Linked DNA regions of Homo sapiens: region 1 is linked to region 2. A link is an interaction called in ENCODE POLR2A ChIA-PET data of the cell type or tissue named here. Cell type or tissue: IMR-90. All regions are shown on one strand. Each heading gives the region's core, and the rest is flanking DNA. Links, peaks and the distances in the headings are about the cores only. Region 1 holds the start of ECSIT (ECSIT signaling integrator). Region 2 overlaps DOCK6 (dedicator of cytokinesis 6).

Evidence for each region. Peaks named below come from ENCODE experiments on the same cell type or tissue, not always from the same donor. Only the 100,000 strongest peaks of a DNase experiment are listed, where the experiment ranks them.
Region 1: POLR2A ChIA-PET joins it to region 2 with 13 read pairs; 3 of 35 experiments call an interaction of 5 or more read pairs at or near these places.

The regions. Positions count from the first base shown.
Region 1 is chr19:11,521,005-11,537,112 of GRCh38, forward strand. ECSIT (ECSIT signaling integrator) reads right to left here and starts at 8,130. Exons shown (of 8, transcript NM_016581.5): 1 at 8,058-8,130. It also overlaps the pseudogene RPL18AP13 and the pseudogene RPS12P32. RefSeq lists silencers at 14,945-15,014, 15,025-15,394. In IMR-90, for the core only: a CTCF peak has its summit at 9,686; DNase peaks (open chromatin) are centred at 8,227, 9,627, 11,197 and 11,917; H3K4me3 peaks cover 836 bases; H3K27ac peaks cover 1,141 bases.
Region 2 is chr19:11,220,161-11,228,160 of GRCh38, forward strand. DOCK6 (dedicator of cytokinesis 6) reads right to left here. Exons shown (of 48, transcript NM_020812.4): 24 at 7,177-7,317; 25 at 2,833-2,946; 26 at 2,575-2,745; 27 at 1,949-2,088; 28 at 1,691-1,860. DOCK6-AS1 (DOCK6 antisense RNA 1) reads left to right here. Exons shown (of 3, transcript NR_186345.1): 3 at 1-1,413. Among named protein-coding and RNA genes, the nearest start is that of ANGPTL8, 15 kb to the right of the region's middle. In IMR-90, for the core only: no CTCF peak of the experiment used is centred there; no DNase peak of the experiment used is centred there.

The sequences.
Region 1 (16,108 bases), core at 4,944-12,943, 310 kb after region 2:
CATGTTGGCCAGGCTGGTCTTGAACTCCTGACATCAAGTGATCCACCCACCTTGGCCTCCCAAATTGCTAGGATTACAATCATGCCCGGCCAATTCCACTGTTTTTGGAATGGAATATAACCAGGTTTTGTATGGCTATAACCATATTTTATTTATGCATTCATCAATTGATGGACATTTGGGGTTGTTTGCCAAATGTTTTTGACTGTTATAACTACTACTGCCATGAACATTCGTGTAGAAGTTTTATGTGAACACATGTTTATACTTCTCTTGGGTATATACTTAGGAGTCAAACTGCTGAGACATATGGTAACTACATGTTTAACATTTTTAGGAACTGCCAGACTGTTTTTGGGGATGACTGCACCATTTCACATTCCCATCGGCAACGTACAGTTGACCCTTCATCAACAAAGGCTTGAACAGCATAAGTCCATTTATACGTGGATTTTTTTTTTTTTTTTCAGTAAAAGTTATGGCTGTACGTGGTGGCTAACGCCTGTAATCACAGCACTTCGGGAGGTCGAAGCAGGCAGATCACCTGAGGCCAGGAGTTCGAGAGCAGCCTGGCCAACATGGGAGAGACCCTATCTCTACTAAAAAAACAAAAAAACAAAAATTAGCCAGGCTGGGGGCACACTCCTGCAGTCCCCAGCTACTCAGGAGGCGGAGGCAGGAGAATCACTTGAACCCAGGAGGCAGAAGCTGCAGTGAGCCAAGATCGTGCCACTGCACTCCAGCCTGGGCGAAAGAGGAAGACTCTGTCTGAAAAATAAGAATAAGACCAGGTGTGGTGGCTCACGCCTGTAATCCCAGCACTTTGGGAGGCCAGGCAGGATAATCACTTGAGGTCAAGAGTTCAAGACCAACCAACCAACGTGGCAAAACCCCATCTCTACTAAAAATACAAAAATTAGCCAGGCTCCTTTTGCCGGTGGCGGCAAGCATGGAGAGGATGCCATGAAGGCCTCGGGCACACTACAAGAGTACAAGGTGGTGGGTTGCTGCCTGCTCACTCCCAAATGCCACACACCACCCCTCTACCACATGCGAATCTTTGCACCTGATCATGTCGTTGCCAAGTCCCACTTCTGGTACTTTGTATCTCAGCTAAAGAAGATGAAGAAGTCTTCGGGGAGACTGTCAACTGTGGGCAGGCATTCGAGAAGTACCGCCTGCGGGTGAAGAACTTCGGCATCTGGCTGCGCTACAAACTCCCAGAGCAGCACCCACAACATGTACCAGGAATATTGGGACCTGACCACCACGGGCGCTGTCACCCAGTGCTACCGAGACATGGGCGCCCGGTACCCCACCTGGACCCATTCCATCCAGATCATGAAGATGGAGGAGATAGCAGCCAGCAAGTCCCACCGGCTGGCCGTCAAGCAGTTCCAAGACTCCAAGATCAAGTTCCCGCTGCCCCACCAGGTCCTGCGCCATCAGCACAAGCCACGCTTCACCACCAAAAGGCCCAACACCTTCTTCTAGGGGTAGGGCCCTCACCCAGGTGTGCCCCACGTAAACTCAGGAACGCCCCGGTAAAAAAAAAAAAAATTAGCCAGTCATGGTGGTACATGCCTGTAATCCCAGCTACTCAGGAGGCTGAGGTGGGAGAATTGCTTGCACCTGGGAGGCAATGTTACAGTAAGCTGAGATCGCGCCACTGCACTCCAGCCTGGGTGACCGAGTGAGACTCTGTCTCAAAAAAATTAATTAATTAAATTTAATTAAATAAAAGTTACAACTTTAAACACTGAGGGGCTAGTAAAAAGAAAAAAGGTCGGGCACGGTGGCTCACGCCTGTAATCCCAGCACTTTGGGAGGGTGAGGCGGGTGGATCACGAGGTCAGGAGATCGAGACCATCCTGGTTAACACGGTGAAACCCCATCTCTACTAAAAATACAAAAAAAATAGCCAGGCGTGGTGGCAGGCACCTGTAGTCCCAGCTACTCAGGAGGCTGAGGCAGGAGAATGGTGTGAACCCGGGAGGCGGAGCTTGCAGTGAGCTGAGATCCCACCACTGCACTCCAGCCTGGGTGACAGAGTGAAAGAAAAAAAAGTTACAGCTGAATGTGCCTGCCTCTCCATCTACCTCCTCCACCACCTCTTCTGCCTCTGCCACCCCTAAGACAGCAGGACCAACCCCTCCTCTTCCTCCTCCTCCTCAGCTTACTCAATGTGAAGACGATGAGAATGAAGACCTTTATGATGATCCACTTCCACCTAATGAATAGTAAATTCAATGTGTTTTCCTGATTTTCTTAATAACATTTTCTTTTCTTCAGCTTATTGTAAGATTATAGTATTATATATATATATAACATTAAAAAATATGTTAATCACCCTTTCCCTGCCACTGCCGAGTTGCGCGGAGGCGGAGGCTTGGGTATGTTCAAGATTCAGCTTCACCCATAACCCACTGCCATGGCCGAGGGAGGCATTGCTGCTGGAGGTGTAATGGATGTTAATACTGCTTTACAAGAGGTGCTGAAGACCGCCCTCATCCACGATGGCCTAGCACGTGGAATCTGTGAAGCTGCCAAAGCCTTAGACAAGCGCCAAGCCCATCTTTGTGTGCTTGATCCAACTGTGATAAGCCTATGTATGTCAAGCTGGTGGAGTCCCTTTGTGCTGAGCACCAAATCAACTTAATTAAGGTTGATGACAACAAGAAACTAGGGGAATGGGTAGCGCTCTGTAAAATTGAGAGAAGGGAAACCCTGTAAAGTGGTTGGTTGCAGTTGTGTAGTAGTTAAGGACTATGGCAAGGAGTCTCAGGCCAAGGATGTCATCCAAGAGTACTTCAAATGCAAGAAATGAAGACATAAATCTTTGGCTCACATAAAAAAATAAGTTAATTGACTGTTATGTAATCACTGAGACCTCTGGACAACAGTGGGCTATTAGTAGTTAAGATTTTTTGTTTTGAGACAGGATCTCACTCTGTTGCCCAGGCTGGAGTACAGTGGTATGATCATGGCTCACTGCAGACTTGACCTCCCAACTCAAGCAATCCTCCCACCACTGCCTCCTGAGTAGCTGGGATTACAGGTGTGCGCCACCACACTCAACTAATTTTTACAATTTTTATAGAGGCTGGGTTTCCCTCTATTTTCCAGGCTGATCTCAAACTCCTGGGCTCAAGCAATCCTCCCACCTCGGCCTCCCAAAGTGCTGGAATTACAGAGGTGAGCCACTGCACCTGGCTGGATTTTGGGGGTGTCAAAAGTAGCCTGGCAGGGTGGCTCACGCCTGTAATCCCAGCACTTTGGGAGGCCGAGGTGGGCAGATCACGAGGTCAAGAGATCGAGACTATCCTGGCCAACATTGTGAAACCCCATCTCTACTAAAAGTATAAAAATTAGCTGGGCGTGGTGGCAGGCGCCTGTAGTCCCAGTTACTCGGGAGGCTGAGGCAGGAGAATCGCTTGAACCCAGGAGGTGGAGTTTACAGTCAGCCGAGATTGCGCCACACTGCACTCCAGTCTGGATGACACAGCAAGGCTCCGTCTCAAAAATAAATAAATAAATAGAGCACCCCACTGAAGGCTGGGCACAGCGGCTCATGCTTCTTATCCACTTTGGGAAGTCAGAGTGGGAGGATCACTTGAGCCCGGGAGATCAAGAACAGCAAAAAGAAAAAAAAAAAAGAAAGAAAAAAAATACCAGCTGGGTGTGGTGGCACTCATTTGTAGTCCCAGCTACTCAGGAGGCTGAGGTGGGACGATCACTTGAGCCCAGCAGTTCAAGGTTATATGAGCTATGATTGTGCTACCACACTCTGGCTTGGGTGACAGAGTGAGACCCTATCTCAAAAATAAAAAAATAAAAAATAAAAAGCACTCTGGCCAGGCGCAGTGGCTCATGCCTGTAATCCCAGCAATTTGGGAAGCCAAGGCGGGTGGATCACAAGGTCAGGAGTTCAAGACCAGCTTGGCCAAGATGGTGAAACCCCGTCTCTACTAAAAATACAAAAATTAGCGGGACAGGGTGGCGGGCGCCTATAATCCCAGCTACTAGGGAGGCTGAGGCAGGAGAATCACTTGGACCTGGGAGACAGAGGTTGCAGTGAGCCGAGATTGCACCACTGCACTCCAGCCTGGGCAACAGAGTGCAACTTCATCTCAAAAAAAATAAATAAATAAAAATAAACATAAAAAGCACTGCAATGACTTTCATATGCACCTAGGATTAAGACCTTAATTTAAATTTTCAGGGCCAGGCTCGGTGGCTCATGCCTGTAATCCTAGCACTTTGGGAGGCCATGGTGGGAGGACTGGTTGAGCCCAGGAGTCCAATACCAGCCCTGACAACATAGCCAGACACTGTCTCTATAAAAAAATTTAAAAATTAACCAGGCATGGTAGTATACACCTGTCTGTGTTCTCATTCCTTGGGAGGCTGAGGTGGGAGGATCACATGAGCCTGGGAGGTCCAAGCTACAGTAAACCAAGTTCATGCCACACACTCCAGCCTGAGCAACACAGCAAGACCCTGACTCAAAACAAAAAAACAAAAACAAAAACAAAAAAACTACAGCTACTTAAAGTGTGTTCTAGGGACTGGCAGTGTCAGCAACATTTGGAAGTTTATTAGAATAGCAAAATTTGGCCGGGCATGGTGACTCACGTGTGTAATCCCAGCACGTTGGGAGGTCCAGGCCAGCTGATCACCTGAGGTCGGGAGTTCGAGACCAGCCTGACCAACATGGAGAAACCCTGTCTCTACTAACAAAAAAAAAAAAAAAAAAATACAAAATTAGCCGGGTGTGGTGTATGCTTGTAATTCCAGCTACTTGGGAGGCTGAGGCAGGAGAATTGCTTGAACCTGGGAGGCAGAGCTTGTAGTGAGCCAAGAGCACACCATTGCACTCCAGCCTGGGCAACAAGAGCGAAACTCCATCTCAAAAAAAAAGCAAAATCTCGGCCCTATCCCAGACCTACTGAACTGGAATCTGCATTTTTTTTTTTCCCAGGCGGAGTCTTGCTCTGTCGCCCAGGCTGGAGTGCAGTGGTGCAATCTTGGCTCACTGCAACCTCCGTATCCTGGGTTCAAGCAATTATCCTGCCTCAGCCTCCCGAGTAGCTGGGATTACAGGCACATGCCACCATGCCTGGCTAATTTTTGCGTTCTTAGTACAGACAGGGTTTCACCATCTTGTCCAGACTGGTCTTGAACTCCTGACCTTGTGATCCACCTGCCTTGGCCTCCCAAAGTGCTGGGATTACAGGCATGAGCCACTGCGCCAGGCCCAAATCTGCATTTTAGCGAGTCCCTGGTATCTCCTGTGAGCATTAAAGTTTGAGAAGTGGTGATCTGTGTGCTGATGGCTCCCCAATGTTCACCTCAATCCCTGGGCCCCAGCCTTTATACCTAACTGCCACTTTGGCATATACCCAGCCATCTCAAACATAATTTGCTCCAAACTGATATCCTTGCTTAAACTTGATCCTCTCCATCCTATCCAATCGCACCACTACTACTGGCCATTCAGGCTACAAACCTAGGAGACATTTCTGAGTCCACTATGTCCCTCACTCTCCTATTCAATCCATCAACTAGTCTAGGTGACTACTTCCAAATCCATCCCAAATGCATCTCTTTCTATCTGAAGCCACCACCTCAATCTATGACTTGGATACCTATCAAGCCTCCCACTTTTGCCCTTCCTGCCTCCAGTCAGTTCTCCCCACTATGGCCAGAGGGAGCTTTTTTTTTTTTTTTTTGGAGACAGAGTCTCACTCTGTTCCCCAGGCTGGAGTGCAATGGCGCATCTCGGCTCACTGCAACCTCCGCCTCCCCAGTTCAAGTTGGTTCTCATGCCTCAGCCTCCCGAGTAGCTGGGACTACAGGTGTGTGCCACCACACCCAGCTAATTTTTTGTATTTTAGTAGAGATGGGGTTTCATCATGTTGCTCAGGGTGGTCTCGAACTCCTGAGTTCAAGCAATCCACCCATCTTGGCCTCCCAAAGTGCTAGGATTACAGGTGTGAGCCACCACACCCAGCCAGAGGGAGCTTTTAAACTAAAATTAGGCCAGGCGCTGTGGCTCACGCCTGTAATCCCAGCACTTTGGGAGGCTGAAGCAGGTGGATCACAAGGTCAGTTCAAGACCAGCCTGGCCGAGATGGTGAAAGCCCGTCTGTACTAAAAATACAAAAATTAGCCAGGTGTGGTGGCAGGCACCTGTAATCCCAGCTATTCGGGAGCCTGAGGCAGGAGAATCACTTGAACCTGGGAGGTGGAGGTTGCAATGAGCCAAGATTGTGCCACTGCACCCCAGTCTGGGCGACAGAGCGAGATTCCATCGCTAAATAAATAAATAAATCAACTAAAATTAGTGATTTCTGCCTAAAATCGCTAACGGCATATCACACTTAAAATCAGAGACTGGGCACACTGGCTCATGCCTGTAATCCCAACACTTTGGGAGACCAAGGTAGGAGGATCACTTGAGCCCAGGGATTCAAGACCAGCCTGGGCAACATAGAGAGACCCCATCTCTACAAAAAAATTAAGAATTATCCAGGCATGGTGGTGAATGCCTGTCATCTCAGGTACTCAGGAGACTGAGGCTGGAGGATCCTTTAAGGTCAGTAGTTAGAGGTTGCAGTGAACCATGACTGCACTTGTGAATAGCCACTGCACTCTAGCCTGGGCAACATACTGAGATCCTGTCTCTAAAAATAAATAAATAGCCAGGGAGCAGTGGCTCATGCCTATAATCCTAGTGCTTTGGAAGTCCAAGTGGGGAGGATCGCTTGAGCCCAGGAGTTCAAGACCAGCCTGGACAACATAGCAGGACACGATCTTTACAAAAATTATTTTAAAAAATTAGCTGGACCTGGTGGTGTGCACCTGTAGTTCCAGCTACTGGGAAAGCTGAGGCAGGAGAATCACTTGAGCCATGGAGTTTGAGGCTGCAGTGAGCTATGGAGTGCACTGCACCACTGCACTCCAGGCTTGACGAACAAGTGAGATCCTGTCTCTAAAAAATAAAAATAAATAAATAAAATCAGATAGGGTCTACCCCTCTAAACTCAACTCCTACCACTGGCAGCTTCAGCTACACTGTTTCTGAAAGAAACTAAGTTTATCCCATCTCAGAACCTTTGTACTTGCTTTTCTCTCTGTCTAGAGCTTTCTTCCTCCAGATCTGCCCACAGCTGTCTCTGGTCATTTCAATGAAAGGTCTTCTTTGACCATCTCCCATTCCCCACATTCTAAAAGCCCTCATCACCCTATTAATTTTTGTTTCGGAGACAGGGTCCTGCTCTGTTGCCCAGGCTGGGGTGCAGTGGCACAATCACGGCTCACTACAGCCTCAACCTCCTGGGCTCAAGCAATCCTCCCACCTCAGCTTCCCGAGTAGCTAGGACTACAGGCGTGCACCACTACGCCCAGATAATTTTTTGTAGAGAACAGGGTCTTGCTATGTTGCCAAGGCTGGTCTCGAAACTCCTGGGCTCAAGCGAAATTCCCGACACCATTAACGCATTTTTAGTAACTTATCAGTATCTGAAATCACCTGTTTCGTTTATTTCTAATTTGTTCAAAGTCTGGTTCCCCCAGGAGATGAGAGATTTTTATCTATCTTCCTCATTGCTGTGTCTCCAGCACCAAGGACAGTGCCTGGTATATGACAGATGCCTAACGAGTAACAACTGAACGGAAACAAGCCTCAATTTCAAAAAAACACCTATAAATCTGAACCCCGAGGTATGGTGTACGTACAACAGCTTTGAAACCGGCTGCCAGGATTCTGGGTCTCTTGGGGGAAAAAGGCAGACGCGGATTCCAAATCCTGCCCGGTTGCCGACTTGCGGCGTGACCTCTCGCGAGGTCATCTGCAAAATGGGAGACTGGGGGCGTGAGGCGGCTGGCACAAGACAGGCGGCCTTTCCCAGCGCGTCCCCGCCCCCACTACGAAAGGTCATGGCGCCCTGGCCCTGCAGCTGGGTCCCTCCAGGGCTGCCCTCTCGCGCTGCCGGGTCCTGAAGGGCCCGCCTGCAGCCCAGCAGTTCGCGTTCGCCTACCCGCGCGCGACCTACCTACTCACGCGGCCAGCCGCGGACTCCAGGCCAGCTCTGTCTTGTTGCTGGGCGCTGCCATATTGGCCCAGAGAGCGTCCGGGTCAGGGAGCTCCAGGGAGGTAGCAAATCAAGAAAGCTGGTGTAATAGGTCCCGCCCACAACGCGAGGTGGGCCAATAGGAAGGCGGAAGGATCTGGGACCCGCCTCATAACGAGCCAGGCCCAGCCTCTAATGAGGCAAGACGCACTCCAGACCTGGGAACCTTGAAATGGCCCGGGAGGCTGGACTTGGGAGTCATAGTCTATGAATCCAGTCGCAGGCCCCAGCGGCTGAAATGAGAAAATGAATTAAAAAAAAACAAAAAGTGAAAGGGGGCCGGTACGGTGGCTCATGCCTGTAATCCCAGCACTTTGGGAGGCCAGAAGTTCGAGACCAGCCTGGGCAACATAGCGAGACCCCCTTATCTACAAAAAATTTAAAAATTAACTGGGCATGATGGCGCATGCTCATAGTCCCAGCTATTCGGGAGGCTGAAACGGGAGGATCGCTTGAGCCCTGGAGGTCGAGGCTACAGCGAGCCATGATTGCACCCCTGCACTCCAGCCTGGGCAACAGAGTGAGACCCTGTTTCTAAAAATAGTAATAATAAATAAATAGGGCAGGGCGCGGTGGCTCACGCCTGTAATCCCAACACTTTGGGAGGCCGAGGCCTGCGGATCACCTGAGGTCAGGAGTTCGAGACCAGCCTGGCCAACATGATGAAACCCCGTCTCTACTAAAAATACAAAGTTAGCAGGGCATGGTGGTGGGTGCCTGTAATCCCAGCTTCTCGGGAGGTTGAGGCAGGAGAATCGCTTGAACCCGGGAGACGGAGGTTGCAGTGAGCCAGGATAACACCACTGCACTCCAGCCTCAGCAACAGAGCGAGACTCTGTCTCAAAAAATAAATAAATAAATAAAAATTAGTGGGGCGTGGTGGCGTGCTCCTGTGATCCCAGCTACTCGGGAGGCTGAGGCACGAGAATTGCTTGAACCCAGGAGGTGGAGGTTGCAGCGAGCCGATATAGCACCACTGCACTCCAGCCTGGGCGACAGAGTGAGACTCCGTCTCAGTAAATAAATAAATAGGAAGGCCTCAGTGAGGTGTCCTTTGAGTAAAGGCCGGAGGAAGTGAGTGAGCCATCTGGATATCTGGGGAACGCTTTTGGCACTGGGAACAACAGCAAAGACTCTGTGTGGTCGGAGTGGAGTCTTTGGAGGAAATGGGATAAAACGAGGTGAGATTGAGTAATGGGGGCTCCTGGTCTCCCCCAGAAAGCACCAGATTTAGGCTGTTAATAACTAAGGTGGATAAGCACATAAAATGGGCTATTGGCAATAACAGTGTCCCCCGGGAAGGAAGGCTATCTGCCCTCATAAGCCCATTTCTGCAGTCCCTCAGCCTCTGTGGCGCAGTGAGCTGGCATGGAGACTAGGATGCAAGAACCTACCCTTAGGATGCCTCAAGGACTCTGCGCAGCCGCAGGACATCCACCTCATCAGAACTCTTGTGATTGGGCAATCTGAGAAAACCTGTAGCCAATCAGCTGCTTGGCTGGAGCACTCCTCTCTGGCAAGTTGACAGGCACGTGGGCAGCGGCTGGGAGCGCTACTGCCCTCTGCCAGGCTCCCGCAGCTACAAGCAAGCAGAGTCAGCTCTGCTTAGCTGGGGAGTGGGTAAGATGATGGGGTCGCTGACCTGGCTGTGGCCTTCAGAGTTATTGGTGTCCTTCTCTTGAGGTGGTCATGGCTTTTGTTTTCTTATTTATCCTTCCAGAACTAGTCTTTTAATATTTTATTTTATTTTATTTTATTTTATTTTTGGAGACGGAGTCTGGCTCTGTCGCCCAGGTTGCAGTGCAGTGGTGCAATCTCAGCTAATTGCAACCTCCGCTTCCCACATTCAAGCAATTCTCCTGCCTCAGCCTCCCGAGTAGCTGGGACTACAGGCGCATGCCACCATACCCGGCTAATTTTTGTATTTTTAGTAGAGATGGAGTTTCACCATGTTGCCTAGGCTGGTCTCCAACTCCTGGGCTCAAGCAGTCCTCCCGCTTCAGCCTCCCAAAGTGTCAGAATTACAGGCATTAGCCACCGTGCCCAGTCATTATTATTATTTATTTATTTATTTATTTTTTGAGACAGAGTCTTGCTCTGTCGCCCAGGCTGGAGTGCAGTGGCACGATCTCGGCTCACTGCAAACTCCGCCTCCTGGGCTCACGCCATTCTCCTGCCTCAGCCTCCCCAGTTGCTGGGACTGCAGGCGCCCGCCACCATGCCCAGCTAATTTTTTTGTATTTTTAGTAGAGACGGGGTTTCACTGTGTTCTCCAGGATGGTCTGATCTCCTGACCCCGTGATCTGCCAGCCTCGGCCTCCCAAAATGCTGGGATTACAGGCATGAGCCACCATGCCCGGCCTATTATTATTATTTTAAAATAGAGATGGGATCTTAATATGTTACCAAGGCTTGTCTCAAACTCCTGGGGTACTGCGATCCACCCATCTTGGCCTCCTAAAGTGCTGGGATTATAGGCATGTGCCACCACACCAGGCCAGTAGTCTTTTAAAAACAAGTAGGTACAGGCCGTGCGCGGTGGCTCACGCCTGTAATCCCACCACTTTGGGAAGCCGAGGCGGGTGGATCACGAGGTCAGGAGATCAAGACCATCCAGCCTAACAAGGTGAAATCCAGTCTCTACTAAAAAAAATACAAAAAATTAGCCAGGCGTGGTGGTGGGCGCCTGTAGTCCCAGCTACTCGGGAGGCTGAGGCAGGAGAATGGTGTGAACCCGGGAGGCGGAGCTTGCAGTGAGCCGAGACTGCACCACTGCACTCCAGCCTGGGCGACAGAGCAAGACTCCATCTCAAAAAAACAAACAGACAAACAACAACAAAAAAACCAAGAATGTACATATTTTATGTACTGTATGTATTAACACAGAACACCATATGTGAGGCCCTGGTGCAGAATCTTTAACATTACAGTCCCAGAAAGAACCCTATAAAAAGTAGTAGCTTCACAGTGAAAGATCCTAGCAGACACCACCTTAACCAAGGGACCAACATTTATATCACCAGCAATGAGTCATGGTGATATCATGAAGCCCTTGGTATGACACACTTAGAAGGATACATCATCACCTCTCTGGTATTCTTCCTGGTAATGCAAACACCTCAGTTTATTCAAGACAAACCAAACTCGAAGACAGTCTACAAAATAACTGACCAGCACTCTTCAAAAGTGTCAAGGTCCTGAAAGACCCAGGGACTATTATAGACTGTAGGAATGTATGGAGATATGACAATTAAATGCAATGAGGGCCAGGCACAGTGGCACTGTAGTTCTAGCTATTTAGGAGGCTGAGGCAGGAGGATCACTTGAACCCAGGAGTTCAAGTCCAGCCTGGGCATCATAGTGAGACCTCATCTCTAAGATAGATAGATAGATAGATAGATAGATAGATAGATAGACAGACAGACAGACAGACAGACAGACAGACAGAAAGAAAGAAACGCAATGGGCCGGATGCGGTGGCTCACACCTGTAATCCCAGCACTTTGGGAGGCCGAGGCAGACAGATCACAAGGTCAGGAGTTCAAGACCAGCCTGACCAACATGGTGAAACCCCCTGCCTCAGCCTCCCATGTAGCTGGGATTATAGGCTCCCACCATTACGCCCAGCTAATTTTTGTAGTTTTTGTAGAGATGGGGTTTTACCATGTTGGCCAGGGTGGTCTTGAACTCCTGACCTCAGGTGATTCACCCGCCTCAGCCTCCCAAAGTGTTGGGATTACAGGCGTGAGTCACTGCACCCAGCTGGAGTCCCCACTCTTAACCACAGCGCTACAGTGTCTTCATTTAGTTGAAACAACATGCTATATGTTTTAACTTCAACTTTGTCTATCTCCCTTGTCCCAGGTTGATGGGATTTATAGTGATTTATTATGACAAGGCCACTGCAATAAATGTTCCTGTACATATGTCATTCTTCACACCTACACTTGTACTTCTGAGGAATATTCTAAAATAGAGGATATACTTGTTCAGAAGGTAAGGACATTTGTCATTTGGGAAACTATCAACAAATTGCCCACACTCATCAACAATGTTCCCACAGCCTCCTCTGCGTTACATGTTGTCAAGCATTCTTTTATTTATTTATTTATTTATTTATTTATTTATTTATTTTTTTGAGACAGAGTCTCGCTCTGTCGCCCAGGCTGGAATGCAGTGGCACGATCTCAGCTCACTGCAAGCTCTGCCCCACAGCTTGACGCCATTCTCCTGCCTCAGCCTCCCAAGTAGCTGGGACTACAGGCGCCCGCCACCACGCCCGGCTAATTTTTTGTATTTTTAGTAGAGACAGGGTTTCACCATGTTGGCCAGGATGGTCTCGATCTCCTGACCTCGTGATCCGCCTGCCTTGGCCTCCCAAAGTGCTGGGATTACAGGCGTGAGCCACCACACCCGGCCGTCAAGCATTCTTTTCTTTTCTTATTTATTTATTTTTCACCCAAACTAAAATGCAATGGCATGGCTGGACACAGTGGCTCATGCCTGTAATCCCAGCACTTTGGGAGGCCAAGGCAAGCAGATTACCTGAGGTCAGTAGTTCGAGACCAGTCTGGCCAACATGGTGAAACCCCATCTCTACTAAAAATACAAAAATTAGCCCGGTATGGTGGTGGGCACCTGTAATCCCAGCTACTCAGGAGGCTGAGGCAGGATAATTGCTTGAACCTGGGAGGTGGAAGTTGCAGTGAGCTGAGATCATGCCACTGTACTCCGGCCTGGGTGACAGAGTGAGATTCTGTAAAAAAAAAAAAAAAAAAAAAAATAAGCAGTGTCATGATCATAGCTCACTGTAGCCTCCAACTCCTGGGCTCAAGCAATCCTCCTGCCTTGCCCTCCCAAAATGCACTTTTTTAAAAAGCTCTCTCTCTTTTTTTTTTTTTTGTAGAGGCAGGGCCCTGCCATGTCTCCCAGGCTGGTCTTGAACTGCTGGCCTCAAACAATCTGCCCATCTTGGCCTCCCAAAGTGCTGGAATTACAGACACGAGCCACTGCACCCAGACTATAAGTGAACAGCTCCCTCCCTGTCCACCCACTCACAGTCAGTCTGGGGGTGAGAGATGCTATTATTTTACAGCAGGTGGTCAGGGAAGGCCTCTCTGAGAGGTGATATTAGAGCAGAGACTGAATGAAGTTGGGGAGAGGCCATGCAGGCATCTTGCAGAAATGTGTTCCAGGTGGCAGGAACTGCTATTGTAAAGACCCTGAGGTGGGAACATGTTTGGGGACTCAAGAAACACATCTGTAGCCCAGCGTGGTAGCGGGTGCCTGTAATCCCAGCTACTTGGGAGGCTGAGGCTCCAGAATTGCTTGAAACCAGGAGGTGGAGGTTGCAGTGAACCGAGATCATGCCACTCCAACCTGAGCGACAGAGCGATACTCTGACTCAAAAAAAAAAAAAAAAGGAGAAGAAGAAGAAGAAATAAGGAGAAGGGAGAAGAGAGAAGGGAGAAGGGGAAGAAGGAGAAGGAGGAGGAGAAGGAAGAAAGAAGAAAGAAGAAGAAGGAGGAGGAGGAGAAGCAGCAGCAGAAGAAGAGGAAGAAGAAGGAGAACAAGAAGAAAAAGAGGAAGAGGAAGAAGAAGAGGAAGAAGAAGGAGAAGGAGAAGGAGCAGCAGCAGCAGCGGAAGAGGAAGAGGAAGAAAAGAAAGAAGAAAGAAGAAAGAAGGAGAAGGAGAAGGAGAAGAAAGAAGAAAGAAGAAAGAAGAAGAAGAAGAAGAGGGAGAAGAAGAAGAAGAAACAGCACATCTGGAGGGACTTGGAAGAAAAGGTACAAACAGTGTTACCTGGGAGGGTGGCTTGGCTTCTCTGAACCTTGAGTTTCCCATCTATAAAATGGACCTATGAGTTTCTACCCTCAGAAGGTGATGGTGAGGATTAAAAGAGATTGTGGCTGGCATGGAGTGAGTGTTCCCATAACAGAAGCCTTTAGGAACAAGAGCCTCTGCCAGATTTCTGGATAGGAAAGCTTCGTGAGGAGGGAGCTTGCAGAGCAGGATGCCAAGATAGGCCGGTGCAGAGCAGGGCTTTGACTTTCCCCAAAACACACAGACAAACACGTGTGAGTGTGGGTTTTATTTTTATTTTTACATTTTTTGAGTCAGAGTCTCACTCCCGTGGCCCAGGCTGGAGTGCAGTGGTGTGATCTTGGCTCACTGCAACCTCTGCCTGACATGCCGGGTTCAAGCAATTCTCCTGCCTCAGCCTCCCGAGTAGCTGGGATTACAGGCATGTACCACCATGCCCGGCTAATTTTGTATTTTTAGTAGACACGGGGTTTCACCATGTTGGTCAGGCTGGTCTTGAACTACTGACCTCAGGTGATCCACCCGCCTTGGCCTCTCAAAGTGCTGGGATTACAGGCGTGAGAAACCACGCCCGGCCAAGTGTGAGTTTTAAATGGTTCTGAGCATCAGGAAGGTTTTAGGGGGTCCCCTGAAGTTGAGGAGAGGCATGGCTTTCCTACAATGACTGTCCTAGACCCTTCGGGAAACCGTGCCTCTTACAAGATCCTACACTTCTCATTTAGATGGTAAACTGAGGCACAGAGGGGCTAGAGCCTGGAAAATGCCAGAAAGGAGCGAATAAGGGATGACACTCGGGTGTCTACTGGGATTGGGGCCTCGATATGGGATCAGCCCCCTCTAATGCCTCTACCCCCATCTACCAGACAGAGACGCGAAGAGAGACGGACAATACAGCGACAGCGACATGAAGAGAAACAGAATGACTCAAAGACCAGGCACAGAAACAGAGACACAGAGACAAAGGCAGAGACAGAAAAAGGCTCAGCGACCCAGAGACGGAGATACAGAGACACAGACCTACTACAATCAGAGGGACAAGGCAGTCCCCGAAAGGGCTGCCCCCTGGGGGTACCCGGGGCTGCCCCGTTGGGGGGCACGCCAAGAGCTCCCCCACCCCGCCCCCGTCGTGCCTGGGCCGTGACTTCAGAGTCCGTGCAGATTCTATAAATGGCCAAGAGGCCGCGGGCCGGGGGGCGGGGCCGAGTGAGTCATCGCGTGACGTCACCGCCGCCTGGACCTCGCCAGGTCCCGCCCCCGCCCCTCCCGGGCCGCCAGGGGGCGCCGGCTGCAGGTCCTCACATGCGCAGTAGCGAACTGCGGCCCCCGAGGGCCGCTCAGTTTGGGAGGGATCCAGGAATCTGCGCGTTCGAATCCCGCCCCTGCCACCCTCGAGCTGTGTGACCCGGCCATTCGGCGTCACCTCTCTGTGCCTCGTATAGACCCACCTCATAAGGCTGTCGTGAGGAATGAGTTAACAGGCTCAAAGCTCTTAGTACGTAGCAGGTGCTAATTGTTAGCTCATTTTATGTACTTTCTATTTTTTCTTTTTTTTTTTTTTAAATAGAGACGGGGTCTCGCTATGTTGCCTAAGCTGGTCTCGGGTCTCGAACTCCAGGGCTCAAGCGATCCTCCCGCCTTGGCCTCGTATTTTATGTATTTTCGTGTATGTTCAACATATCATGACATGCCATCAACTAGCACATTGCCTTAGCTCAGTGGTTGGCAAACAGGGGTGATCTGCTTCCACCCCGACCCCAATCATGGGACATTGGCAATGTGTGTAGACATTTCTTCTTTTAATTTTTCTTTTTTAGAGACCATGGTCTTGCTATCTTGGCCAGATGGTTCTCAAACTCCTGGGCTCAAGGGATCCTCCCACCTCAGCCTCCTTAGTAGCTGGGACTACAGGGTCCTGCCGCAGTGCCTCAACATTTCTGTTTATTAGGACTAAGAGAGTGCTACTGGCATGTAGCAGGTAGAGGCCAGGCATGCTGCTTGAAGTCTTACAATGAATGCCCAAGGCAGCCCCCCAACCATGAAGAATTATCCAGCCTCAGCTGTCAACAGTGTGGAGGTTGAGAAACCCCACCTTAGCCTCATAGTTGAGGTTCATGGAGCATGGTCTCAAATTCTCCTCTGCCCCTGGCCTG
Region 2 (8,000 bases), core at 1-8,000:
CCAGGCTGGTCTCGATCTCCTGACCTCAGGTGATCCACCTGCCTCGGCCTCCCAAAGTGCTGGGATTACAGGTATGAACCACATGTGCCCAGCCCAAAAGCTACAATTTTATCCTCAACAGTCTGGTTCCCAAGTCTATGCTCTTAAAAAGGTAACCCCCATTCTCTCCCCTAAAAAGTCTCAACAGAGGGAGGAGTTGTCAACAAATATATAGCAGATCTTGCCCTAGAGTCTCCTGAAACAAAAGGTAGACTGAGTGTAAATAAAGCTCTAGCCCAGTCCAGCCTAGCTCAATTCCTGATTGGACTGAGGTGATCAGCCTGTTATCCTATCTGCCTAAGAGAGGGAAAGGACACTTCTCACTGGGCAAAGATGACATTGCTTCATCCCTATGGTTCTTTTTTATACAATGTCCAGAATATAATAAAAAACTACAAGGCAAGGGATGAGGCAGGAAAATGTGGTGGATAAGAGAGAAAAAGAGACAACAGAAGCAGACACATGGATGATCAAATCTGGAAGTCAGCAAACAGAAACTTTTAAAGTTAGAAGAAAAGATGAGCAAAAATGAGACAAAAGATGGAGAATTTCAACAGGGAATTGGGATCTACAAAAAAATCACATGGATATTTTACACTGGAAAAAAATATATAATATCTGAATTTTTTTTTTTTTTTTTTTTGAGACGGAGTCTCGCTCTGTCGCCCAGGCTGGAGTGCAGTGGTGCGATCTCAGCTCACTGCAAGCTCCGCCTCCCGTGTTCATGCCATTCTCCTGCCTCAGCCTCCCGAGTAGCTGGGACTACAGGCACCCACCACCATGCCCAGCTAATTTTTTGTATTTTTAGTAGAGACGGGGTTTCACCATGTTAGCCAGGATGGTCTCGATCTCCTGACCTCGTGATCTGCCTGCCTCAGCCTCCTGCAGTGCTGGGATTACAGGCATGAGCCACTGCGCCCGGCCTAATATCTGAAATTAAGAACTCAACGGATGGGGTCAACAGGACACTGGGCACAACAGAAGACATAAGTGGTGAACTCATAGACAAGTGAACAAAAAACTTCCCAGTTGGATTACAGAGAGGAAAGAATGGAAAAAACAGAACAGGACATAACAGATGTGATCAAAAGGCCTAATATATGTGTAATTGGAGTCCCAGGAGTGAAGAGTGAAAATGAGGCAGAAAAAAATTCAAGTGAGAATGGCTAAGAATTTCCCCAAACTGATGAAAGGCATCCACCCACAAATCCCAATTTTGTACTTCCAACCACTGTTATACCACCCCCCTCAACAATGCCTATAAATGTTTGTTGAAAATGAGTGAATGAATGTACTCCAATCATTTTCTCACTTGGATGTTCCCTACTTTTTGCTCTTCTTAGAAAATAATAAATGGTACAATAATATCTCCCATCTATTGTAGGCTGACAATATCTCAGTACTACAGCCCCCCACATTTTCACATAACCTTATGAAGTAGTTGGTGTTGTTACTGTCTCCATTACAGGGGAGAAACCTGAGGCTCAGAGATGTTATGACTTAAGTAGTCTGTCCTAGCACTTTAACCTGCTCTGCTAATCCTAATGTCTATACTCATACCAGTGACTGTGTTCTCCCACCTTTACTATCCTGTGCCTTCTGTGACCAAGTCCCTGGATCATGTGACCCCATCTTCCCCTGGCCCACTGACCAGCAAAGTCATGCAGCCGTGGCAAGGTATCCCGTGCAATCGATAGCAGTGGCAGGTACAGCTCGGCCACACGAGCCTTCACAGTGGCCTCGGCGTAGCGGGGGTCAGTGTCATGGCCACATAGCAGGCTGTGCACAGCACTGATGGCCTTCTTGTGCAACAGGAATGCCCTATGGGGTAATGAGGTGCTCAGGACAGGGTGGACATGGCTCCTGGACTGTCCCACCTGTCCTGGGGCTAGACAGGAGCTCTGCTCACCCTTCAGCCTCAGGTTCGAGGGCCAGTGCCAGCTCCGTCAGCAGGAGCCCAGCTAGGAAGTGCTGCTGCCGGAATGGTCCACTCAGTTCGAACATGCTGGTCACCTTGGGGTCCGGGGCTTGGCTGGAGAAGGTGGAGCTCTGCAGAGTGGGGGAAAAATGGGGGATGCCAGCGGTCAAGGGTCAGAGGTGGCAGGTCACCATTAAAGCCATCTTGGAGGTGACAGAAATCATGGTGCCAATAGCCACAGATGAAAGACTGATGTTAAGTCATCTGGAGGTGACAGTGGGCATGGGTTTCAAGGCCAGAAGTGAGGGGCTGACGTTAACCCATCTGTGATGTAACAGGGCACGGAGTCAAAAGTCAGAGGACTGAGAAATAGCAGATGGAACACTGGGCTGGGAGTTAGGATTTAGGGGAGAGAAATCAGAGGTTAGTCCTTCTGGGAAATTGCTGAGAATGGCAAGAGAGGTGAAGGGTCAGAAGTCAAAAGTCAAACATAAGGGATTAGTTCACCTAGGCAGTGGTCCACCGTGAAAGGGACAGAGATGAGGGAACCATAGGAGATGGACTGAAGGTGAGAGGTTGTAGGTCAAAGAGAGGAGGCAGAAGTGAAGGCAGCCCACCTGGGAGGTGGTGGAGGACACAGAGGGGGAGGGCGAGGCTGGAGGTGACAGGGGGCAGCAGGGGAGGTTGAGGGTCACGTAGTGCTCGTGGCTGCACAGGATGCGGGTGAATTCCATGCGCAGGGTCAGCAGGGCTGCTGGATTAGGGGACGACTGGAGCCGCGTGGCCACCTGCAGGAGAGGGGTGGCCATCAGTGATGTCAACATTGCTCCGCCTTCCATCCATGCCATGCCCACCCTGCCCACGCCCACTCCTACCTGCTTGTAGTGGGCCCGGACCAGGCTGAAGACAAAGCCCCGGTCCACCAGGGACAGAAGGTCACTGAGGAAGAAAGCCAGGCTGGCGTTGAGGTGCTCGGCCAGCTCCACATCCTGGGGACACAGGTGCCTGTCAACCCACACACCCAAACCTCAGCCCCGACAGGGGCTTGGCTCTCACCAAGATCATCTGCCACCCCTAGGAGCTGTATCACTGCCCCAAAGCCTTTGTCTGTGGGCTGTGGTGACTCTGGGACTTCCTGGTTGTCCTCCTCAGGCTGCCTTCCCCTCCCATGCTCCTTAAGACACCAAGGCAGATATGGGCTAACTCCCTGCAAGATCCTCTCGCTCTCTCTGTCCAGAGTTCAGAGCTGGGGAGAGACTATATTTCCCAGCCTCCCTTCCAGTTGAACCACATGACCAATTCTGGCCAATGGGATTTGAGGGGAAAGTGAGGTGGCCACTTATATGGCAGAAGCAGGTGGGTGCCGGGGAACTGCCAGGGCCAGGCCCACACAGTGATGCCTCTACAACCTACTTAATACTCAGAAATAAGCTATGGTTATTTAAATCACTTGTGACTGTGTTGAAGCGAATTAGCCTCTGCCCTAACTGATCGACTCTTACCATCATTTATTTTTATTTTAATTTTAATTAATTAATTTATTTTTTGAGATGGAGTCTTGCTCTGTCACTAAGGCTGGAGTACAGTGGCACAATCTCGGCTCACTGCAACTTCTGTCTCCCAGGTTCAAGCGATTCTTCTGCCTCAGCTTCCCCAGTAGCTTGGATTACAGACACCCACCACCACGCCTAGCTAATTTTTTTATTTTTAGTAGAGATGGGGTTTTGCCATATTGGTCAGGCTGGTCTCGAACTCCTGACCTCAGGTGATCTGCTTCCCTTGGCTTCCCAAAGTGCTGGGATTACAGGCGTGAGATACCGCACCCGGCCTCTCAGCACCATTTAATGTGAGCTTTACTGAGCATCTACTCTGTGCCAATCCCTGTGAATGAGGCAGATGCCATCCCTGCTGCGGGTCCAACTCAATCCAGTGTGTGTGTGTGGGGCGGGGGCAGGGAGACACAAAATAAACAAGAATTTCAGATAGTTCTATGTGCTTCAAAGACAATATTAAATTGGTGCAAAAGTAATTGCAGTTTTGCAATTACTTTCAATGGCAAAAACTGTAATTACTTTTCTTTCTTTCTTTCTTTCTTTCTTTTTTTTTTTTTTGAGACGGAGTCTTGCTCTGTCGCCCAGGCTATAGTGCAATGGCGCGATCTCGGCTCACTGCAACCTCTGCCTCCTGGGTTCAAGCGATTCTCCTGCCTCAGCCTTCTGAGTAGCTGGGATTACAGGTGCGCACCACCACACCTGGCTAACTTCTGTGTTTTTAGTAGAGACAGGGTTTCACCATGTTGGTAAGGCTGGTCTCAAACTCCTGACCTCAGGTGATCCGCCCTCCTCGGCCTCCTAAAGTGTTGGGATTACAGGCGTGAGCCACCATGCCCAGCCTATAATTACTTGTCACCAACCTTAACAGACGGGGGTGACATTTTCAGAGATACTGAAGGATACCAAAGAGCCATGGGGAGAATGGCATCCTGGGTTAAGGGAACAGTCAGTGCAAAGGCCCTGAGGCAGGATGTGCCTAGCAAGTCCGGGGAACAGTGAGGTGGCTGATGTGGCCCTGAGGCCCAGCTGGTATTCGTTCTGCCCTCATACTCTCTTGAGCCACTCTGAGGCCTCACAAGTTAGCCTCAGTGGCCCTCAAATCCCTGCAACCCGGCCAGGCATGGTGGCTCCTGCCTGTAATCCTAGCACTTTAGGAGGCTGAGGTGGGTGGATCACAGGGTCAGGAGTTTGAGATCAGCCTGGCCAATATGGTGAAACCCCATCTCTACTAAAAATACAAAAAATTAGCCAGGGGTGGTGGTGGGCGCCTATAGTCCCAGCTACTTGGGAGGCTGAGCCAGGAGAATCGCTTGAACCCAGGAGGAGGAGGTTGCAGTGAGCTGAGATTGCGCCACTGCACTCCCGCCTGGGCGACAGAATGAGACTCCGTCTCAAAAAAAAAAAAAAATTAGCCGGGCATGGTGGCGCACCCCTGTAGTCCCAGCTACTCAGGAGGCTGAGGCAGGAGAATTGCTTGAACCTGGGAGGCGGAGGTTGCGGTGAGCCGAGATCGTGCCATTGCACTCCAGCCTCGGGGACAGAGCAAGACTCCATCTCAAAAAAAAAAGTGGATTATCACAGGCATTGTTCTTCTCTGGATCTCTTTCTTGGGGTAGTTTCCTCACCATCTGGATCAGCCCCTGGGAATGTCAGTCTTTGGGAAGGCTCCAGTGAGACAAGGCCAGAACCTTTGAGACCAGCTTGGAGGTCACATGTGATTGTGTAAGGGTTGGCCTGGGCCAGAACGCCATTTCAAAAATCTGGAAAGTTCCCAGCAAATCCAGAGGTCCCATTTCTCCTTAGACACCAGGCCATCTCCTGGCATGGGAACATAGGAAGACCCCATCTCTACACACACACACACACACAAAAATAGGTGGGTATGGTAGCACGCACCTGTAGCCCCAGCTACTCTGGAGGCTGAGGTGGGAGGATTGCTTTAGCCCAGGAGTTTGAGGCTACAGTGAGCCATGATCACACCACCACACTCTAGTCTGGACAACAGAGCAAGACCGTGTCTCAAACAAAAACAAATAAAAAAACAAAAACAAAACCACACACAAAAAAACCCCAGTCAATCTGGCCAGGCATGGTTCACGCTTGTAATCCCGGCACTTTGGGAAGCCAAAGTGGGAGAAGCCCTTGAGCTCAGGAGTTGGAGACCAGTCTGGGCAACATAGTGAGACCCTGACTCTACTAAAAAAAAAAAAAAAAAAAAAAAAAATTGCCAAGTATGTTGGCTTGTGCCTCTGGTCACAGCTACTTGGGAGGCTGAGGAGAGAGGATCCCTTGAGCCCAGGAGGTCAAGGCTGCCGTGAACTATGATCGCACCACTGCGCTCCAGCCTGGGCAACACAGCAAGACCCTATCTCCAAACAAAAACAAAAACAGCCAATCTGGACATAGCTGAGCCACATTCCTGCAGGGTTTCTGTTGGCTGGATTGAGTGATGGTCACCCCTGTTAGGTGGGACATCTGCCCTCTGCTCCACCATAAGCCCCACTTTCCCAGCTGAAACTGGTATTGACAGTGAGGGGTCTGGAGCTGGTGGCTCAGATTCAAAAGCCTCATTCTGCCCCTTCTCAGTCGTGTGGTACAAGGTTAAGCTACCACTCATTCGATGCCTCAGTTTCCCCATCAGTAAAATGGAGATAACAATAATACTAACTTCATGGGTTGTTGTGAGAATTTAATGATACGATCCAAGGCCGGGCGCGGTGGCTCACGCCTGTAATCCCAGCACTTTGGGAGGGCAAGGCGGGCAGATCACCTGAGGTTAGGAGTTCCAGACCAGCCAGGCCAACATGGAGAAACACTGTCTCTACTGAAAATACAAAATTAGCTGGGCGTGGTAGTGCATGCCTGTAATCCCAGCTACTTGGGAGGCTGAGGCAGGAGAATCGCTTGAACCTGGGAGGCGGAGGTTGTGGTGAGCCAAGATTGCGCCATCGCACTCCAGCCTGGACAACAAGAGTGAAACTCTGTCTCAGAAAAAAAACAACAACAAAAAAATGATACGATCCACATAAAATGCTTAGATATACAGTAAGTGCTCAATAAATGCTCCATATTATTACTATTATGATTAGTATTGCCTGCCTAGCCCCTGAGGGCATTGGAATTGGTAATCCAGGGCCTGAACAAGTCCACTGTCAGGGTCTCAGAACATCAACATCCATTTATTGAGCACTTGCTGTATACTCTGACTGTGCTAAGGGTTAATGGATCTGCCTTGTCACTTCCCCGCTCCCACCAACCCTCATTTCCTTCCTCATTCACTACAATCTAGCCATCCTTACTGCTCTACTGTTAGCCCAAGCATGGTCTTGCCTCAGGGCCTTTGCACCTGCTATTCCCCCTGCCTGGAATGCTCTTTCCCCAGACATTGCATGGAATGATCCCTTACTTTCTTCAAGTCTCCCCTTAAAAGCTACACAAGGGTAAGGATTTGGGTCTGTTTTGTTTATTGTTATATTGCTACACCCAGCACAGGGCTGTGCACGTTACAGGCACTTAAGAAACAGACAATGAATGAACGGATCCACCCAGCAAAGTGGATTCCTGGTCTTACGGCCAGGAGACACTGGGCAGGATTGGCGCCCCCACCTGGCTGGCTCTATGTCCTCCCTCAGGTTTCTTCCCACATTGAGACCCTGCATCTCTCACCTTGTGGACACGGGTGATGACCTCCAGGCCCACAGAGCCCACCAAGGCAGTGATGTCGTCCAGGAAGCGTCCGGGGAAGCGCAGCTTGCGGGGTGTGTCTAGTCGCTGGCCAAGCAGCAGGTGCAGCGCCATACTCTTCACCTGGGGGTGGGGTGAGAGGGCTGTGGGTGGGATTTGAAGGGCTGTGGGTAGGACTTGAAGGGCTGTGGGTGGGGCTTGAAGGGCTGTGGGTGGGGCTTGAAGGACTGTGGGTGGGGCTTGAAGGGCTGTGGGTGGAGGAGGCTTGACAGGAGGGGCGGGGCTTTATTAGCAATGGAGGTGGGCTGAAGGTAGGTTTGAGCCCTGTAGCTGCAGGTAGAAGCTGGGGCCTGAGGGATGTGGGTGGGGCTTGTGACCTATGGATGGGGCTTAAGAAAGCCGTGGGCAGATCCTGTGAGCATCCCAGGCAAAGTGTAGAGAGTGGGAAGGCTGAGAGGATGTGGGAGGGGCTTATGCGGGTCTCCCCAGGGCAAGTCAGAGGTGGGACAAAGGGTGGGGCTTGAGGCACTGGATTTGAAGGGAGCTTTATTGGAGGCCCAGAGGGGATGCAGCCAGCAGGCCCTGGGAAGGAGGCTTCAAATAACCTATTGAAGAGTTTTAGGGATGTGTCTTACCTTGATCAGAAAGCTTTCCCTCTTTTTTTTTTTTTTTTTTTGAGATGGAGTCTTGCCGTCACCCAGGCTGGTGTGCAGTGGCATAATCTTGACTCACTGCAACCTCTGCCTACTGGGTTCAAGCGATTCTCCTGCCTCAGTCTCCCATGTAGCTGAGATTACAGGCACGCA